Linked DNA regions of Homo sapiens: region 1 is linked to region 2. A link is a loop called in an ENCODE intact Hi-C map of the cell type or tissue named here. Cell type or tissue: ascending aorta. All regions are shown on one strand.

Evidence for each region. Peaks named below come from ENCODE experiments on the same cell type or tissue, not always from the same donor. Only the 100,000 strongest peaks of a DNase experiment are listed, where the experiment ranks them.
Region 1: a loop joins it to region 2, with 3 times the contacts of the local background. A loop is called at or near these places in 1 of 110 quality-filtered maps.

The regions. Positions count from the first base shown.
Region 1 is chr4:143,358,166-143,360,665 of GRCh38, forward strand. The region is part of intron 1 of GAB1 (GRB2 associated binding protein 1); the gene reads left to right. Among named protein-coding and RNA genes, the nearest start is that of MIR3139, 16 kb to the left of the region's middle. In ascending aorta, no CTCF peak of the experiment used is centred here; a DNase peak (open chromatin) is centred at 992; H3K4me3 peaks cover 1,439 bases; H3K27ac peaks cover 2,500 bases.
Region 2 is chr4:142,816,103-142,818,602 of GRCh38, forward strand. The region is part of intron 1 of INPP4B (inositol polyphosphate-4-phosphatase type II B); the gene reads right to left. All of the region lies in intron 3 of USP38-DT (USP38 divergent transcript), which reads right to left. Among named protein-coding and RNA genes, the nearest start is that of INPP4B, 29 kb to the right of the region's middle. In ascending aorta, no CTCF peak of the experiment used is centred here; DNase peaks (open chromatin) are centred at 1,539 and 2,149; H3K4me3 peaks cover 834 bases; H3K27ac peaks cover 1,560 bases.

The DNA of each region.
Region 1 (2,500 bases), 540 kb after region 2:
TATTAAATTTCACCTGTCTTTTGTTGCTCTTAAATGATTTACATGTAATTTTGTCAGTGATTCTTACATGATCACCATCTACTCATAATTAATTGTATAGACACAATTTTAAGTTTCATAGCTTTTTTTCCAGTTGAATTGTAACAGCCTGTTTAAAAGACAAATTTATAGGCGATTGTAATCTTCATGAAGCAATGTGAGTTGATGAATACCTTTGAATGTTGTTTCGGTATTTTTCTTTTTTATTATAAAATGTTAAATATTTCATTTGTAGAGCTTCTCTCATGTCAATTTGTTGTATTTGACACAATAGGAATACTCATGCAGTGTTACCAGTTTCGTGATATGCGTTCAACATCTCTGAAGGTGGTGAATATAAAATCTGTTTTTCAAACAAGTACACACATGAAACTAAAACAATTTATTCAAGTCCTAAAACAACGTTAGTGAAACTTCAGTTCTGCCACTGTGCCCACATTTAAGCTGACAGCATGTGTGTGTGAGAAGAAGATACACATTACTGATAATCTCTTTAGAATGCATTAATATTTTCAGGCCCAAATATGAGTATTCAGTAGGTTCATCAGATTAAAAAAGCTAAATGAAATTTAAATATTGACTTGTATGTTTCCTTTAATTAATTTTGGTGACTTACTAATTGGTATTTGTGGGGATACGTAGAATTTTTTGAATTGGTGTTTGTATTCTCCATGTTTTAGTTATAAAGCACTATGAAGAGAAAGTGAATGAAGAGGCTGCCTTCAGGTGTAGTAAGGTTTAACTTCTATCCCGGTTCCAACTTGTCCTGCTGTCAGCTTGCTCCTTAGCTCCCTGGCTTATTTACATATTGTATAATCCAGACTGGCTTGTCCCGTTTGGTAGGTTGGTTATAAACTGCAGAGCTAAGTAAATGTGTGATAACATTTTAAATGGTATGAGAAGTTAAACAGTACTTAAGGAGTGATGTCGTAAAGAACCCCAGCTGTCAGGTGCCCCAGGGTTGGCCTCCTTTGGGGCCATTTCCGTTTTCTCTGAGTAACAGGAAATAAATGTGAAACTATAGTAAATTCTGGTCAGATGATGACCCCCTCATCCAGATGAGATGTAGCATGCTGGATCTGATACTGAAAATGTTTGATACTGAAAGTAGATTATTAACTATTTCCATTAATGAGTTTTGTACACAGGCAGAACAAATCAACAAAAAACCCACGGAAGCATTTTTATCTGTCTTTACCCAATATGAAAACAGTAAAGGCTAGACAAGTCCTGTTCTCCTCCTCCCTCGGTGTATAATGAGAGAACATTTCCATGTGCTTTGTGATGACCATTTCTAGTGGCTGCATGATACTGTGTCCAGTTGTAGGATTATTGGGTTTCCCAAAACATCACTGCTCTTCAGTGTTTAACATTATGAAAAGTTGTGCCTTATCCCCTGTGTGAGTGCTCTAAGCTCTCTGTAAGGCTGTGTGCCCTGGTCATTGTTGAGTATGTCCTTTTCATATTCATTTATAATCAGGCCAGCCAAAGATTGGAATCTAATGGTGGATGTCAAAGTCTTTCCTAGAGTACCTCTTCCTTCCCTACTGGGTCTCTCTGAGATTTTCAGGGGTTGCCAGTGGCAAAGGGTGTTTGTTAACCCCTAAAGTGATGGTGATGGTTTCTCCCTATTGTGTTATACTGTGCATTTGCTCCAATTTCAGGGTTCCTTGGTTCAAAGGAACGCTGGGGAACCCTAACTTTGAAGATCTCAATTTGACAGCAACCTGCCTTTTTCCATGAGTCACTGTTAGTTCAAAATACCCAAAAAGAGATTCTCATTTCTGTAGGTTGGGCAAGTTGCAGCCTGCTTGATTTTTTAGTGTCTTTGGTTTATAATGATTTTAGAGAGTAGAAGAGGAAATGGCTGTTTATTGTATGTTGCATAAAACTATATGGCCTTGTGCAAATGATCTAACTTTATATGAATCCTGGATTGAAGACAGATGTTTCTTTTGTATAAGTAGATTCACCACTCTGTGTCCTACTCTGAAATAATGAGGGGGAGAATAATCCCATATATATCACATCAATTTTAAAAAACCGGAATTCAAGAACTGGGAAATTTTTCAGTTTACATTCTCCTGATTCTGATTTTGTTTCTTACGTTATTTTTCTATTTTAAATTTGCTTTTATTATTTGAGATAAAAAATACTTTGTTTCCATTCTAAGTTTTGTTTTTTGAACTAAAGGTTAAAAAACCTGCATTCATGGAATTGTTGCCTTTTCAGTGGTTAACTGTTAGATTTTATAATCAGAAGATTGAGATCTTTAAAGGACAAAATGGAAAATAAAATTAGGTTTGGGGTAAGGAATCCTACTTGGACACTACAAAAATAGAAGGAAAAAAAGGTGAATGAATAATTGGCAAAACAAACTCTTTTTCCTGTAAGTTCCCTTTTCCCAAATTCTTGCCATCATGCTAAAAAAAGTTGTCTCGTGGGTTGATTTTTCTCAGAA
Region 2 (2,500 bases):
ATGTCTTCTGCTTCTCTTCCTAGCAGGCCCTCTTGGGGAAATACCTCTGCCTTTGTACCCAAGATTGAGCCTTTAGGAATAGATATCTTATTGAAGGGATGTATTTCTATTCTTCATTTTTAGGGTTGTAAGATTTAGAGAAGAAGATATTTCTCAGAATAAATTAAGTCAGGGTAAACTCAAAGTTGCTAATTTCCATTTCGTAAGAAATTATTTCATCAATAACATTATGATGATACCCTTTTAAATTATGTTTTTATAATTTCAATGCCCTTTTGTTAAATATTCTACCATAGGAAAAGTTAAGAGTTAGTGTGAGAAGGAAAAAGGATCTTCCCTTTAAAGATCGTTGAAGTTAAGAGTTAGTAACGATCTTAAAGGATCTTCTCTTCTCCCATTAAATCTTAACTTCCAGTCATTTCTCTAGGGCAACAGGCTTAAATTATTTCTCATCTTAAAAAAAACAAATAATAACAATATCCCATGGTGCCTAACTTCTTTAGAAAGTTGTGCATAAATATATAAAAATATACCTATACCTACATATGCGTATGCATACAGAAATATATATACATATATATATACATACACACACACATATTCAGCCATTACTCTTCCCTCATGGAAATGTTCTTAGGTACCCGTTATTTTTTCTTAATAGTATATTTGGATGTTCAAAGTAAAACTGTCATTTAACAACTATTAAGTACCTACTGAGTTCCAAATACCACTCTAGATATTGGGAAACAAATAAGGTATAATACACGCTTTCAAATACATTTAGAGTTTTGTGGGGAAGTGTTCTGGGTTGAATAGTGCCCCCAAAACTTTATGTCTACCTGGACCTCACAATGTGACCTTAATTGGAAATAGGGTCTTTGCAGATTCATTGAGTAAAGTTAATATGAGTTAGTATAATAAGAATTGATATAAGAATGGTTTCAGTTTAAATAAAACTCTTTAAAATACTGATACATACCAGTCCTTCTCTGTCAACATGGTTGTCCTAGATAAAAAATTATAAAGGACATAACAATGAAGATGGGGATCAGGGAGGAAATGGCATTTCATTAGTTCCTCAGTGGTTGATAAGCCTGTTCTTATACCTTGTATTGCACTCATTCATTTAACAAAGTGGTTGATCATTCTGACTACAGTATAAGAGTTTTTAGTGAGGTTTCCAGCCATCCCTAAAACTTTAAAACATAATACTAAAGATGTGTGAAATAAAATTATCAGTCACATATCTGATGAGTTTCCATCAGACAAGTGAGCAGGCCACTCAAAGCCTCTTCAGCCCCCTTGCTTTCTCCTCGATTATCCAAGCTTTACAAAGTCAAACTGCATATGGAGTGCTTTAATCTTTGAACGTACGGCTGCATCAGACCTTTCCCAGCTCTTCTCACACTTTTAATGGATCCAATTCACCTCCTTTCCAAGGAGCATGTCTAGGTAAGTGACAGGGTGACGATAATGCCTTGGCCACACAGGCCTCAGAAAAGAATGGTGACTAACGATTAAATGCTTAGCATGCCAGCCCACATAAACCACAAACCATGAAGCCAGGGATTAAGACTCACTGGCAGCACATCGCCCAGGAAGTCAGCTTTCAACTAGAACTAAATCAGTTTTAAATAACAACATTTCTTGGGTCTCTTCCATCATCATATTGTGCAACTTTATACTTCGGGTTTATTTGGACTAAAAATATAAAAACATCTAAACCTACTTTATAACTGCTATATATTGACGTTAAAAGGAAACCAAAATAACAATAAAAGACACCAGGAAATTGGGACTTCTTAGATAAACTTAGCTGTGTGGTATTTTGCTTCCCTTTCACTAGAATTAGAAAAATAAATGGCCCACTTTCTAGAAGTGGAGAGTGAAAGGGAGGGAAAGAGAAAAATTGAGAGGAAGAAAACATTTAAGTAACAAGAAAGCAACAGGATAGGAAAAATATCAAGTCTTCAGAATAGTAAGGAAATGGAACTCTAATAATGTTAAAGAATGCAAAGATGATAAGAAACCAGCTACTCTTGGCATCGTATGAAAAAGTGTGAGAGAAGAACCTGAACTATGTGCAGCTTGCATGTAGTCACTGAGTCCCCCCTACTCCCCTGCCCTGGCCAGTTTTTCATTTCCTCTCTGATATCATTTAAACTTCAAAGACCATCCATCACTCCTTCATTGAGAAATGCCTGCTTTCCCAGAAACAACACCAGGGCAGCTTTTTATGCCATTACTGGCATTTTATCAAAGTAAAATTTCCATGGGTTTTTCTCTCAGAGGCTATTCCAGGGCTTGTTTTTTCTACAAAAAAGGAAGGCAATTTAAACGTGTGTGTGTGTGTGTGTGTATTTCCAGTTCTATCTATATCTATATTTCAACAGAATTACAATTTCTGTAGGAATCAAAATTTGAATAAAGTAAATAATATACTTCAAAATCTTTATTATAAACATTTCATTGACAATATAGAAAGGAAATTGATACAGCA